Linked DNA regions of Mus musculus: region 1 is linked to region 2. The links are chromatin loops, found by intact Hi-C in ENCODE. Cell type or tissue: left cerebral cortex. All regions are shown on one strand.

Evidence for each region. A loop is a pair of places that touch in the nucleus more often than their neighbours do. Peaks named below come from ENCODE experiments on the same cell type or tissue, not always from the same donor. Only the 100,000 strongest peaks of a DNase experiment are listed, where the experiment ranks them.
Region 1: it touches region 2 in a loop (2.7-fold over the local background); 2 of 42 quality-filtered maps call a loop at or near these places.

The regions. Positions count from the first base shown.
Region 1 is chr13:54,059,420-54,067,419 of GRCm38, forward strand. No RefSeq gene overlaps it. Among named protein-coding and RNA genes, the nearest start is that of Drd1, 7.8 kb to the left of the region's middle. In left cerebral cortex, CTCF peaks have their summits at 2,843 (motif pointing left) and 4,084; DNase peaks (open chromatin) are centred at 2,877 and 4,074.
Region 2 is chr13:53,457,317-53,465,316 of GRCm38, forward strand. It overlaps Gm33763 (a long non-coding RNA gene), which reads left to right and starts at 4,039. Exons shown (of 4, transcript XR_873406.2): 1 at 4,039-4,865. In left cerebral cortex, a CTCF peak has its summit at 4,712; no DNase peak of the experiment used is centred here; H3K4me3 peaks cover 402 bases.

The sequences.
Region 1 (8,000 bases), 600 kb after region 2:
TCTCTCTCCCTCTCCCCTTCTCCCCTCTCTCTTACTTTCTCTCCCTCCCTGTTTCTTTCCCCATGCCTCACTCTCGCAGTTTCTAGCTATTTTGCTCTTAAATTTCTTCAAGTCTTCAATTTGGAGAGTCTCCCAGACTACACCATGGGTGAGAACTTCTCTTGAAACAGGAAGTGGATGCACCAGTCCAGTTTCATCTCCCTGGTTTCCCACCGTGGGGGGATCAGGAAGTAGGGACACTTGTCTACTCTTCACCCAGATTTCGATCTGGAGGGATTTAACGTCCTTTGTTGCTTGATATCAAGAAGTCAGGAAATATCTCAACTTTTACATTTTATTCTTGACTTTATTTTAAAGCTGAAATGGCAAAAGATTCTTGACAGGCAAGGGAACCTGAAATAGAGGTATATGGGATTTTGGATTTTTTTCTTTTAATAACACATCTTTTTTTTTACATTTATTTATCTATGTGTGTAGGTAGAGGTAGATTTGCTCCTTCCACAATGTGCATCTTGGAGATTAAACTCAGGCTGACTCACTGAGATGCAAGCACCTTTTTCCACTAAGCCATCTTGCTGTCCCATGAATTTTCTTTTTCTACTAGAATACTTCTACCATCCCATTATCCTGGCCTGCTATTCCATAGATTCAAGTGTGAGCCCCATCTACAGTAATGACACCCAGATTCTCCCTTCTCCCGTCGAAACCCCTTAGTTTTGAGAGATGCAGAATCAGTTTGGTCTAAGCCGGCTTTGGGGGTCAGGAGCATAGTTAATTCATTATAAGAGATGCAACCACTGCAAATGTTACCATGTAGTCTGTAAATGTTTTTGAGTGTGTTACTGGCAAGTTGCCTGTCCATGTGCCAAGACCACAGCAAACATCTCTAATCCAAGACTTTGTACTTCAGTGTTAAATGATAGCTACCTTTTGTACAGCATAGTACAGAATTGCAGTGCAGTTCATTTTTTGTTACTGTTAAAAAAGCAAAAGATGAGCTTACTAAAAACAAAAGAGAGAAAGAAAGACACACACAGAGAGAAGACCTAAGCCAGGGCAAAAGAAATGTTAATTCCCAAAAAATTATTTACTCTGTGTTCAGAGAGATTTTTTTTTGTAACAATATATGGACAGTATAGTAGCAGGAGTCTTTGCAAACATGTTGCTAAACTGGACTTTTCAGACTGGAAATGCCTGCTCTGTGGAGAAACTAAAGGTACAAGAGTTTCCTCTGGGCCAAGAAGATACATGACTAACCCCAGAGGGATGCTTCAGTCTGGAAGTAATTCCCAGGCCAAGGCCCATCCTACTATTCTTATTTTGGGAGCTGTAGAACCTTAGGAGGCTGAATTTTGCTGAAGGAAGTAGGTCATTAGGGATGGGCCTTAAGGGCTTAAAAAACTGCTTTTGCATCAGGTCTGCTCTCTGCTTCCTGGTCCCTGAGACACAAGTAAGCAGTAGCCTCAAGTTCGTACTGCCAAGCCTTCCCACCAGGATGAACTACATCCCCAGATACCATTGGCTAAAATATTCCTCTCATTCCTCAAGCTGCTTTTTCTCAGGAATTTGGTTACGTGATTTAAAAAAAAAATTAACCAGCTGTGGTGGTTTGAATATGCTTGGCCCAGGGAGTGGCAGTATTAGGAGGTGTGGCCTTGTTGGAGTGGGTGTGGCCTTGTTGGAGTGGCTGTGGACTTATTGGGGTAGGAGTGTCACTGTGGGAGTGGGCTTTGAGAGCTTTCTCCTTGCTGCCTGAGGATGTCAGTCTTCTGTCTGCCTTCAGATCAAAATGTAGATTCTCAGCTCTTTCTATACCATGCCTGTCTGGAGGCTGCCATGCTTCCATCATGATGATAATAGACTGAACCTCTGAACTTAGAAGCCGTCTCCAATTAAATGTTGTCCTTTACAAGAGTTGCCTTGGTCACGGTGTCTGTTCACAGCAGTAAAACCCTAAGACATCAGTGCAGAGACCTGCAGTGAAAGGGCAGACCTAAGGTTGAAGACTGACGTCATTACCATCTGCCTGTGAGAAGCCAGGTTTCTTCATCCTTCTGGTACCTTTATCTATACCTGAAAAATGCTACTTACCACACAAGACCGTGAGGAGCAAATGAAGTTCTATCTATGGAACACCAAGGATGTAGGAACTGGTCGGGAAATGTCACTTTCTAACACCTTGTCTTAGCAAAGGCTACTTTCGAGTGAGCATTTGTTGAGATTGGGGCATCTGGCTGCTTTTTAATGAATACATTTTCTTGGTGATGATAAAGTAGCCTGCTAATCCTCGCTGTAGGGTAGAAATCTGATCTGAGGTTGAATAATCAGGTGCTTCCTTTGTGAGAAGGACAGGGGAGAGAGAAAAGTTTGACTGGCTGAGAAGCCATGTGTCCCACCAATATCACCTTGGCCAGACTGCTTCTACTTTGAGAGTGGAAAGAGAGTGCTCATTAACGGAGTTCTGTGGTGGCTGGTAGTGATGAGTCCACCATGATGTAATGTGCTTCGTGTTGCCAAAGTGTGTGCTTCAAGGATTAACATGGCAAGTGCTGTGTTATTTTATCACAACAATTTTTAAAAAATGCATAGGCAGATGGATCTTTGAATTCAAGGTCAGCATAGTCTACAGAGTGAGTTCCAAAGCTACACAGAGAAACCCTGTCTCAACCAAACAAACAAACCAAAGGATGTGGGAATGAACCAGCCACCGTGGTCTCCAGAGAGACATCCTGCCAGGTTTTGTTGCTGCAGCCCCCTTGCTTTTCTGCTCATCTGAAAGGCCTGGTGGGCCAGTGCTCCTATCCAGCCTTTGAATGGCATCACCTGTACAATGAAGCCCTCTTGTGGCCTGAGGCATCCAATGTGAGCTCCTGGGCTCACTCTCCTGAAAGAGCATCAACTGAAAAAACTGGCAGCTAAAAGATGTGGCAGAAGCCACCTAGCAAGGAGCATTCTTAGTTTACTCTTCTTCGCAACAAATAATAGCTACAATGTGCACTCTTTCCAGGGTCTGTTTCCACCAGGTCACCCTATCTGTTCAGTCGCTACACTACACGGATAAGATTTCTTGGATGCTACACTTACAGTTTTGTTTGAGTTTATCTACAATATTCTGTCCCTGGATAACACATATGCACATCCAAGGAACACGTCAGAACCACAACTGGCAAACACCTGGGTTTTGGCCATGATGTAATATTCCATATGAATCTTGCCTGAACGGGAAGATTGGAAGAAGAAAGGGGGATGTGTTTGTCCAGAGGCACAGAATGGAGTTGATAGTTGCATCCAGACTAGTCCTTTCTGACTGCACAGGCTACAATCTCTATTTGGTGAAGTGAGGATCAAGCTGTGTTAGTCCATCTTCTATTGCTACAATAAATAGGGACAATCCAGTTTTTTAAACAGGGCGGAGATCAATTCATCTCACAGTCCTGGAGATTCGGGAGCATGGTGCTTGGCTCTCAGGAGGGCGTTTCCTACTCCGTCACAATGTGACAAAGTGTGAAGGTGAGAGAGTATGTGAGAAAAAAAAAGGTCATGCGATGAGATAGGAAGTCAGAGAGCCAAGCCCCAGGCTTCTCTTTTCCATGTTCCTTTTTGTAGAAACTTAGAGAAATTCTCTAAGAGCCATATTAATCCTTCCCAGAGTGATGACCTAGGACCTCAAATGGATTCAGACAAGGACTCAAAATTACTTTTTTTTTTTAAATAGAATTTTTTGACTACTTGAAAGTGTGAAAAACAAACTTATAAATTAAAACAAAGCAATCTTCATATCAGTACATACTTTTCCTAAATCTATATTGAGTATATAATTACTGTATAAGATTCGATGGCAGAGCAAGAGGTCATTAAGGGAGCTTACAAATTACAGAATGAATTAGTTGTGTTAAACTACATGGAAGCAAAGCCATTTCCCAAAGGATGGGGATTTCTGAGTCAAAGCCAGTATAAAAATGTGTTATTTCCATTTCAGTGTGATGAATGCCAGTATTACTGTTCAAATTTGTTAAATTGAAACACATACAAAAACAAAACAAAACAACCATGGGAAATGAATATTGTTCTTTTAGCGCCCTCTATGGACCAACTCTGATGCAAGTTTTATCAGCCTGTTTCAAACGTTTATCAACTTGCCTGATGTCACTCACTAATAAGAGGTAGGACTGATGGGGAAAAACTGTCCTTCTCCATGGCCCTTTATTAATCTACACACACACACACACACACACACACACACACACACGGATATTTATGACTTGATTGTAATTGCTATGAATTTCTTAAAAGAAAATATGAGAAAACACAACTAGGAATAACTTTGATTAGAGAGAACATTCAAAGCTCTCCACACCTGTAATAGGATTTGTAGCCAAAGAAGAAAACAGGCTCAAAATATCACTTTGAAGCTTTGGCCTACACAGGATAACAAAGACTCCCCGGCCCGTCTCTGCCACAGGCATGGTGGAATTACAACAGGAACTGAACATGCTCATTCCAAGCCTCTCCTGGCTTTCTCTTCTGTTCTGAGGATCTGAGTTACAAAGCACATTTCCCAGATTACTTTGCCTTACTTTGCCGGAGACCTGCTAGTTCTAGCTTGTCTTATCCATCACGAAACTGGGATGTGACCCTGAACAATCCGAATCCAATGTGAAGCTGTTCCCAAATGTAGGCTCACCAGGCCACCTGAGTGGTTGACAGGCCAGACACCTGGTGCTCAGTGGCGGTGGTGATAGCGCCATTGTTTCCAAAAGAAAACAATGTATCAGATTGGATACAATGTATCAGCTTGGATACAACTGCTTTTCTCAACTGTTTGAACATGGTTCTTAAACATTATGCAGGTTTGCAAAATAAATCCTTTCCCGAACTCCTCCGTTGTATCTACCTTAAAAGAAGACTCTGCTGTTGCACTAGGGAACTCTGCAGGGTGGTATAGGCTGGATCACACTAGACAAAACATGGATCTGTGTGTTCAAAATAAATGGCAGATCATGAGAACACGTCCACATGGCCCTGAACATTCTAGAAGCCTCTGCAGCATGTTCACACAAGTGGGGGAGGGGTGGCGGGGGAGGAACGGATCATATACATAACTGGCAGGCAGTATTATGACTAAAAAGGCTTCCAACTTTCAGGTCTACCTAGAAGACGCTTTAAAAAAAAAGCTTCGATTTCTTGGCAGTGACACCATCAATTTGGCCTCTGATCTAGTTAAGAGACACAATTAGCTTCTTTTATTTTTCTTGTCACTTTTGCTTTGAGAGAGACTCTCAGTGTGTAGTCCTGATTGGCCTGGATTTTTCAGTGTGGACCGCGGGCCTTTGGCTCGTGGTTATCCTCCTTCCTCTGCCTTTCGAGGGCTGGATGATGAGCTCATACTGAAGCCAACCTCAATACTGTGAGAATTGCTTTATTTTTAAAGAAAGAGCCCCTTTGGAGGCTTTGCCCAGGGGACTTGCTAGACTTCTTCCACTTGCACACAAGAATGTGTGTCAGATTATTGTGTACTTGGCCAACAAGGAGCTTGCTGGCCTGGCCCATCTTCAGTACCACTAACTGGAAAAATGGCAAGACACCATGGCAGCTACCTCTAAGATGACACAGAAACCCAAGATTCATAACTTTGGGGGGATGATTCCCTGTCATCCATGTCTGTCCCTTCATTTCAGAGCACACAGAATCCAGATTCTGTATTCTCTATTTGAAGAAAGGGGAGTTTTTCAAAGTTTCCCAGCTGTTTGCAGTGTGGAGCTAGCATGGACCTGTGTAACTAACAATGGTCCCACTGTCCACATCTCTCCTGGAGAATGGCCTTGCTGGCCACATCTGCATTTTGCCCTTTCTCTTGGTTTCAAGCTCTCCTGGCCCTAGCTATGGCCCCAACCCCTCCCTACCTTCATTGGTAAAGGAACCCGTACTAGTGCCCCAGTATCCTTTATCTCAGCCCCTCTTGAAGGCAGGATACCTACATATCCTCTAGCTATACTCCATGACAGAACTACAACCAACCCTCCCAACCACCCAGGTCTACACCATGCCCAGCATCCCCGGCAGCTGCAGCTTCCCACCCACAGCTGTCTGGAGGAGTTTCACAACAGTCCCTTCCCACAGCTCTTCTCCCACTTCATCCTTTGAACCTCAGTTAATCTGTCCCCTCTTCCTGAAGTCTTCCCAATACATGGACCAATTCCTTCCTCTGGGGCTGTCTTAGGCTGAGATGACCTGCTTCTTCCTTCACCCTGAATATCTTGATTTAGATACTATGTAACTCACTCCAGTATCCCCGGCACCCTGAATAAACTCAGCCTCCCCTAAGATACACATCCGAGAACATCATGATTGACACGGGACACAGGGAATTGAGAGTATGGCGTGTAGACCAATCTTCATTTTAGCTACAAGCAGTCATATTCTCACAATTTTTGTCCTTATTCTTTCCATGCAAGAGTTATCAGATACATATTTTATACAGTGAAGCTCTATGTGCAAGGTTTAGAAAGAATCTCTTGTGTACTATATGTATGCATCACCTGTCCAAAAAAAAAATCAGTGGCCTATAGGAAATGGCAGAATAGAATGTGGGACTTCCAGTAGACAGAAAGGTTTCTGGGATAAATCCAGATGTGGGAGGATTTGCCCTGGAACATGAAGAAGGACAGATGAATGAGTGCTGAGCTAAGGTGACCAGCCAGGTGGTAGAACTTAGATTAGAATAAATGAGATATTAGGTTATGAGCTAGTTGGAGAACAATCCAAGCTTATGGTCAAGGTGCTTGTAAACATATTTGAGTAGCAGAGTCATTATTTCAGGGAATCTCTGCATGGATGGGAAAGCTCACAGTTACAGCAAGGGACAAGCTAGTGCCTAGACTCACAGGCCTAATGTGTGGCAACTTTGGGCTGTCTCACCTTTTGTTTAGCAATAACTTAGTGGCCAGCATTCAAAACACTAGAAAATTTTGCATTAAAAATCCTGACTTATGGCTTTGGTTGGAACAAATCAGAAGAAGTGACGGCATCTATCCCTTACACCCACTGTGACAACGTGTTAAGCTAGGCAGACTCAGCCCTTGTGTGGTGAACATGCCGGGTGTGCCATCTTTACTTGGCTGAGCAACAGCTCCTCTGTGTCTCTTGTTATCATGACCCTGCCCAGCCTCTGAGCCTTTGACCTCCAATCCAAGATATTGATTAACTTTGTGCTTTATGCATGTTAATTAATATGAGAGCTGCCCTGTGCTCCTATGGACATTTAACACAGTGAGACAGACCTTTTTAAATTGTGCTACAGACAACCTTCTAAGAAAGTCAAACTGCTTTAATACAATGCATTTAAAATTTTTTGATAAACAATGTTTTGGTTATTACTGACCTAGCTTCATGTAAAATTTTCTAATACATACATATACATATATATGAGAATGATAAATTATGGGTCATTTATAGATACAAACATCATATATTTGTTTTAATAAGATCTCAAAAGCATAAAAAAAATCAAGTAACTATTTTGTTTGTTTTTTGTTTTTTGTTTTTTGGTTTTTTGGTTTTTTCGAGACAGGGTTTCTCTCTGTATAGCCCTGGCTGTCCTAGAACTCACCAGGCTGGCCTCTAACTCAGAAATCCACCTCCCTCTGCCTACCAAGTGCTGAAATTAAAGGCGTGTGCCACCACCACCGGCGTCAAGTAACATTTTTAATGAGTTTTTTTAAAATCATGCTTCATGCCAGATACTTCATTATATAGATTATATTATAGTAATATTAAATCTGATAGCCAGTTGACATAGAGACTCCAAATTTAACAATTTTTGTTAGATCTTTTCATGAAAAACACTGATTCCATATTAATAAGTTTATAGTGTATATGTGTATACCAACCTACATCTTAAAACATCTAACTTCATGGCCTCATCTATAACAAAATGCATAATCCATTAGCATTGGATTAACATAAGTGACAACTTTATCATTCCTAGAGGAAAGCATAGC
Region 2 (8,000 bases):
GCTGTACATTTTAAAGGAGGTAGAAATGATGAGTTTTCTGACAACTGAAAGAAAAGAAGGGGGGGGGGCTGGTGAGATGGCTCAGCGGTTAAGAGCACCGACTGCTCTTCCAAAGGTCCCAAGTTCAAATCCCAGCAACCACATGGTGGCTCGTAACCATCTGTAATGAAATCTGATGCCCTCTTCTGGAGTGTCTGAAGACAGCTACAGTGTACTCACATATAATAAATAAAATAAATCTTTAAAAAAAAAAAAGGAAGAGGGGGAGGGAAGGAGGGAGGGAGAGAGAAAGAGAGGGGAAGGCTCATAAGGAAAGAGACTGGGATCAAAAAGGAAAGCTAGTGATAACCACCACATTTCTCTAGCACTCCCCTACGTTTGAATGTGGTAGTGGTAGAACTGAGATTTCGTGTCTAGTCATCCTGTGTATTCTGGAGAGTATGTGCATCTCACATCAAAGTATGGTGTGTGTGAGGTCACAGTGGCACAACTAGTAGCTACTTACCACTGTCTACTGAACTAACTGCAAATGAGTGAATGAATATTCTATCAACCCGTACACTACCTCTCTACCAGCCATGGTGTGCTAGCTCCAAATTCCTCTTTAAAGTAAACCTGATATTATTATTATTATTGATTATTATTTTGAGACTTGTTATATAGCCTTGGCTGGCCTGGAACTCACCAAACTCACAGCAATTCTGTTGTCTCCGCTTCCCAAACACCGAAATGTCAATCTTGTTCCAAAGCATGCTGAGTTTTCTGTTTGCACCTTGACATCTCCACTCTTGTGAGCAGCTCAGGCCCCCTCCCCTCTCTGCGGTCCCAGTCTTGCAGGCAAGCTACCCAGCTGGCAGAAATAACACAAATGACTTTGCAAAGTATGAAGGGACACCTGAGTGGCACTTCTTACAATCAGGCCTGAGATGACTCTTGGATAAAGCTTTGCAGGAGCAGTCCCCATGCCATAGATTTACAATACATGGAGTTACCTGAGTTCTGAAACCGGTGTAAGTACCCAAATAAATGAGCGAGCACAGTCAAAACGGAGCCTCAGCCTTACAGAGTGCTCTTTGTCCACTTATTTTACGGGAGTTACTTAGTTTTAATTTATGATCATGTTTCATAACCCCCTGGCAAATGGCCTGTTATATAGTTGGGGGAGTGATGAAGGCTTAGTAATGGGAGACCTCATTCTGCCCCAGGGGTTTGAAATCTGGACTCTGATAAGTGGTGGGGGGACTAGCAGCCTTTAGAAGCGACTTTCAGGGTCTATGAATTACTGATATGTATGTGATGTGGAGATCTGAGCGTGGTTTTCTTTTTCTTGCCATGACCTAGAGGCAGAAGTTACACTTCGCGAGGTTCACTGTCCTCAAGATCTTTACCCTGCAACCTGTGTCTTCATGTCCTGAAAAGTCACAGTCCTGCCACTGCCTAGAGAGTGTTTGAGCTGAACATAGTTCAGTATAATAGCAATGACCCCTTTGATTCTGAAATTGTGCCTTGGACTTCCCAGCTAATTTCCGTAAGGGGAGAAATTTACTTCTGAGTCCCAGAACTGGCCTTGCGATGGCAGAGAGTGAGAGGGAAAGGATGATGGAAACCGGTAAGAAAGGCAGGCATCTTCCTTCTTCTGGGCCCTCCCACACGACAGGGGAGAAAACCCAGCCTTTAAGCACAGGCAAGGGACATTGTCAAGCTCAATGGGATGGAAACTGATGAAGAAGGCTTGAACCCAGAGAGTCAAGGCCAGCCTGGGTTGTAGTCTGAGAATAAGGTCAACAAAACAACAGTAATAACAACAGCATCAACAACAACAAACACCAACCAAACAAAACCAAACAAAGGAGAGGAAGGAGGAATCCAAGAGAAGGGACAGAAGAGAATTATTTCCCTAGATTCTCTTCTTCCCAAGCTAGATCAGATTGGCCAGAGTTGGAACTCTTGTATCCTGACACGGAGTCATAGTCTTAAAACAACTCAGAGGAAGCTCTCTACAGACACCTAATAACTAACTTAGGAGGGTCTCACTTAATTCTGTATTTCACACAGACTGTGCAACACGAATGGCTGAGTAGTGCTCTGCCATTGAACCCCACCCCAGGCCTGGCAGTAGCTGCCTTAAAAGCTTGTTCCTCAGCTGGGCGGTGGTGGCGCACGCCTTTAATCCCAGCGGAGGCAAAGGCAGGCAGATTTCTGAGTTCGAGGCTAGCCTGGTCTACAAAGTGAGTTCCAGGACAGCCAGGGCTACACAGAGAAACCCTGCCTCAAAGAACAAAAAACAAACAGACAAAAACCAACAAACAAAAACCAAAAGCTTGTTCCTCTGGAGTTGTTCTCAGTCTGCCACTCAGTTGTGAGATCATAGTCAGGCAATCCTGGAGCGGGGGGGGGGGGGGGGGGGGTGGGTGGGTGGGTGGGTGGGGGGTGGGGGGGGTGGGGGGTGTGTCAGTTTCCATATATAATACATAGGGGTGATAGTTGCTATGTGGGTGAAAGTGAAATTACTGATCTAAGCCAATTAAGTAATTTAACCCAATGAGTGTGGCAGAGGCTGAACAACGCATTTCCTAAAAGTTGAAGTGAACGCAGTTATTTTTGACTAGAGAATTTCAGGATGCTCATTTGGCATCAGAGGTTCAGGATCGCTGTTGTAGGCTGTTAGCCAGGACAAAGGAATTTTGGGTTTGCTGCTGACTTAAGAGAGCAAAGTAACATGCTGTCAGCATCACTGTGGCTGGGTCTGTAGCACAATGGGAGAACAAGAGTTTAGCATGTGCAAGATGACCCTGGAGTCATCTCCAGCACATGCATAGATGACTGGTAGGTAGTTAGATATACCAACAGATAGATAGGCAGAGTCATAGACAGTTATTTTGTACTCCAAAGACTTACCACATTTATTTCCTTCTAAAAAATTAAGGGTATCACTTTCTTGACCCAGATATAGGCAGGGATAGCATATGGAGAAAATGTGGGCCTTGATGTCCTGAGAAAGATGTCTTAGCATGACTCCACTTTTTATTTGCCCTAAGCCTTACAAATATCTTGCCTCCTCTCTAGCAGAATCTGTCCTTCTGGGGCCCCAAGTTCATTACTATTCACTTGCTACTATGGCTAGGGACACCTAAAAATAAAAGGACAAATTTTCCTTTTCATCAAAGTGGGCTGTGACTTACCAGTAGCCAGAAAAGGCATTAGCATCCCTAACCCAAGAACACATTAGATCTGAAAACCAACTCTCAAATGTAGTAGCCACCTGGCACTGCCCCAGCTCACCGGAAGATGTTACGGGGAGGTATCATGGTGTGTGTATGTGTGTGTGTGTGTGTTCGTTCTCGAGTGCACGCAGTGAGTACATGCACACTTCTCTGTCCCCAGCCCACATCCATCAACTGTATATAGTTGCTTTCCTGGAATTCTCAAGTTCAGGATCATATTCCCCTCAGCCACCCCATGGGATTTCCTAGTTGTCTCCTCTCTGCTCTCACTGCTAGCTAAACAAAGAGAAACCCAACCACAAAGACCAGCCAGGCTATGCACAGCAGCCTTTGGACTTTCCCTAAATGGCCAATTTAACCTCAATAACAGCCCCATCCATCTATCAGCACCACCTTCTAGGTCACTTTCTGAGAGGGGACCTTAGGAGGCACCACGCAGTTCATACAGAATTTCCTTACAAAGTCAGGAGTGATTTCAGCATTGAAATAAAGATGGGCAAAACTTTGCCCAAATCCCCCCCCTTAAAAAATGGCATGCCCAGCAGTACAGAAACCCCTTTGAGGAACCTGTATACTTGGGAAAGAAAGAAAGAATGATTGAGCAAATGAAGGGACCAGATATAACGCAAGCCAGCTAAAACGTACTTTTTACAGCTGCCCACCTTGGCTCTGCCTTTGGAAGGCCAGAGTTAGTTTCTATATGATAAAGATAATATTTCACATTGAACATAGGGCATTTTAGATACTAAAACTTATTCTGTAATATATGTGTCTATAAATGTGTGTGTGTGTGTGTGTAAGTATATGGCAGCTGGGAAACTGTAGTGTACGTCTGTAATCCCAACCTCCTGAGGCAGGAGGATCAGGAGTTCAAGGTCGCTACCTGGCTACTAACCAACTTCAAACAACAGTGGGAGGGGTGGAATAAAGAAAGTAGGGAGGCTTGCTTAGGAGAGAACTCCTTTGTCTTGTATAGATACTATGTAATTACCAACTCCTCCTGAAAGGGAAACCACAAAGAAAGACAGTGTGCAGACTTTTTAAAAGGAAGATTCTCAGCAGGAGGGTGATGGCAAGCAAAAGGCTGGGCACTTCTTGAGCTGTGTGGATTTCTGGGTTCTGAGCTCACCTGCTGTGTGATTTGGGCAGTGCAAAGAGAGGCAGACAGAGAGGTCTGTGCAATTCTTAGGAGGAATTTTCTATAGTGAGGGGGCAAGGAGAGGGAGAGAGGAGACCATGATTTCTGTGAGTTTAACAGTGAGGGGGCTGGACGGGAATGGACAGCAGCTACAGGTCCTCTAACATTAGGCAGGGGACCTAGGGCTTCAGTCACGGGGCTAGATCTTCCCAGCTCAGTTCGTGCCTCGGCCTCCCTGGGAAAAATGAACCCAATCGCGCATGCTTACTTCGCGAAGCAGCCAGCAGGAGATAGGCACCTGAATGCTGGCCAAGTTACCTGGCCACCGCGAGGGAGGAAGAGGCAAATCGCCGGCCTCTGGGAGGCACTGTTGTCTCGTGCTTTCCCTCCAGCAGCGGTGGCTTGGAGGGGTGGCAAGGTTTCACCCTAGTTGGACTGTCTTGACCACCTCAGGCACACTAACGCTCGACCCAAACCTGATTCCCTTAAAGGAGAAGATGGATGTAAGTCTCTGAGCATCAATGTCCGCCACTTGGGGAGCGTTCGATCTAGGGGGGTTGGGGAGGTGTCCTCTGCGTGGCCTATTCCATCAGGATTTGAAGTGTAAATTTTAACGATGGCGTTGAGGCGGGGTCGAGGGTACCTGGTCGGCTGGGATCTCTTGGGCTAGTGGAGCGGGCCAGGCCCGGTGTCAGTGCACATTTATTGATGGCAGGTATTTGGGGAGTAATTGAGCGCGGCGGCGAGCCGGGGGCGAGAATGGGCCTCCACGAGCAATTAAATGTGATTAGGCTGAGACCTTCGGGATCCAGCTGGGTGATTGATAACCCGACTGCATTCCTGCCCGGCTCGCGACTTCAAACGGGCGGCTGGCTGAGGGAGGGACGGGAGGGGCCTCGCGCTCGGACTCTGTCCTTCTGCCCGGAGTCGTGGCCCCTTCCCGCGCCCCGGTCGGTCCGAGGCTAGCTAGCCAGGTGCAGACCGAGAGAGAGCGCAGTGCCGAGCCACCCTGCGCTGAACCGCTCCGGAGTGCGGGGCACCCGCCAGCTCTGAGCTGCCCGGACAGAAGAAAAAGTGGAAGCCAGAAGAGGGGAAGAGAGGGTGGGGTTGGGACTAATTTAGAAAACGGGGGTGTGGGAGATTGAGAGAAGGAGGAGGGAAGAAAAGAGTGGGAGGGAGAAGTTACCGGGATGAGCGCATCAAAATCAAATCGGAGGCAGGAAAGAAAATTAACGAGACATAGAGTGGGCTGGGCAAGAAAAATTAAGGAGCGGAAGATTATAAAAAAGGAACGACAGAAAGAGAGGGTAAAGAATTGGGGGAGGAACAAAAGATGTGAAAGGGAAGTAAGACAAAAGAATGAGGAAGGAGAAAGACGCCAAGGGTCACATTGGTGGCAGAGCCACAGGCCTGGGTCTCAGCCTGTCCTTCATTCCACCCCTTTGCCATAGTCCCTGCCTCAGCCTAGCAAATTCTATGCCCAATGCCAAGCACTCTCTAGGGTCTGGGACTCCCGGCATTTGCTTGCCCAGACCAAGGCATCAGGCCAGCTCTGCACCCTCACAGACTGGATGAGGGGTAACCCCACCCTAAGCCCGGAACGGACCACCCCCCACCCCGAGCCCCCAAGCCTGGCCCCAAAAGTCATAAATCACAAGCAGAGGTGTCCAGGGTTCTCTTGCTGTTGCTGGGATCTCAGCGTCTGGGGTGCCCGGGAACAGTTTCTGTCTGTGTTAACTTCACAGACAGGACAAAACAGCATGATTCAAGAAATCAGAGACTGTCGTCGGCAGGAGCTGAACTTTGAAACACACCCCCTCCACCCTCATATGCTTCAATATTAAAAAAAAAAAAAAACAAAACTCTAGGAGCTTCAGACACTGTATTAATTAGTGCAACCAGCCATGAAAAGTTGGGTTTGGAGCGGCATTCTTTGCCCTGTGTGAAAAACCAAGTCTAATAAACAATTGTTAAGTTGGCCTGTTGCCGCTGGTAAATTACATAGCATTAAAAAAATAATGCTTTTCATATTAAGCACTAATTAAAGGTTGGGACAGCTTTAAAATAAGAGAGGGAGGGGGAAATCAAAGAAAATATAAAACTGTTCTTTCAAGAGTTATGGGAGGTTAATAAAGTATGTCTGTTAGACTGAGTCTGCTTTGCCCCTAGCTACAGCCTAGCTGGAGCCACCACAATTGGGTCTCAATAAGATAATGATATTCCTTTCTCTGCTATTAAAAGCCTCCCAGTGCAAACTTAAAATGATTTATTTAATTTAGGAAATTATGAGGTGTAACTTCAAAGCTTGAGCCGTTAGTAATGGAAAATACCAGGTTGTTTAAAATTATAATAATAATTGTTTGGAGGACTCAGGACATCAAAGTGTTTTCATCAACAAACGCTGCGAGGGTTGGAAGAGGTTGGAAAGTCAGAGGTGTACGGAGTTTGGATTTGGCTATTAGGACCTTATCGGGCCAGCGTTCATTGGGGAGTCTGAAAGCGAGTCCTTTGCTCCGCTTTGAAGCGGGGCTATTTCAGAAAGTCATTTTACTGTGGCTCATTTTGTTCTGGGAGGGTGAAGGGGAGAGAGTGTGGGGTGAGGGGCAGCTATAGGGGCCTGGTTTGGGGGGGGGCGGGTGGATAGAAGGCTTTTCCTCCTTGCTGTGACTATTTCATTAAAGCGGCCTGTAGCATCAGCAATCTCAGATTTTTTTTGTTGTTCTTACATGAAAGGGGAAGCGGGCACAATCGACTTCACCAACCAGGCCCTGTGATTTTGGGGAGGGTGTGTGTGTGTGTGACGTGGGTTCCTTTATAAATGAGGTTTATGCTTATTTCCAGCCCGGCAGTGGAAAAGGAATGGGGGGTGGGGCAATGGCCTCTCCAACCCGTGGCAAATGAGGGGCTTTCATAGCAAAGAATGGCCGTGGGAGTTTTCATTCGGTCAGACAAGGTTGCGCTCAAAGGCAGGCATCCTCTTTTCAGTCGGGTCAGGCAGACGTTTCGCCGGCTCCCGCTCTCAGCCAGGCCTCGGCGGCCTACCTCCTACAGCCCCTGCCCCCGCATCACCAAGGCACGACCGAGAGGGGGGAGGGGCGGGCTGGGCCCCCAGGGCCAATGGAATGGAGATGTCCTGGGGAAGCCCCTAAGCAATGAGGGACCAGAGCTGGTGCATAATTCTAAAGCCGGCCCTCCAGACCCCTACCTACTTTCTGAGCTCCCCTGCTCTGCCTCCCCTTTCGTTGTTCACCACCTTCTGGGCTCACCCTTCAACTGCATTCCCAACGCATCGCCACAGTCAACAAGTTCTGTGACTTCTAGTGAGCTATCTCTCTGGGCGTCAGTTTCCCCTGTGACAAGCATAACCTCTCTCAAGGGATGCGGTAAGGAATAATAATAGTTCAAGAAAAATGCCTCCGTCCTCCCTAAACACAGGCTCCTCGGCTCCACAAATGCAAACTCCTGCTCCTTCACCCCTAATTTTTTTTTAAAGCGAAGTTTCCTACCTGCAAAGATGTTTGTTTGTTTGTTTGCCCTGTAGAAAGCATTAAAGTATGGACGGGCAGGTGTATTTGTATGCCAGGCTACTGGCAGTCGATACAGAGATCGTAAGACTCCGCAGGAGCATGGTGCGTGAG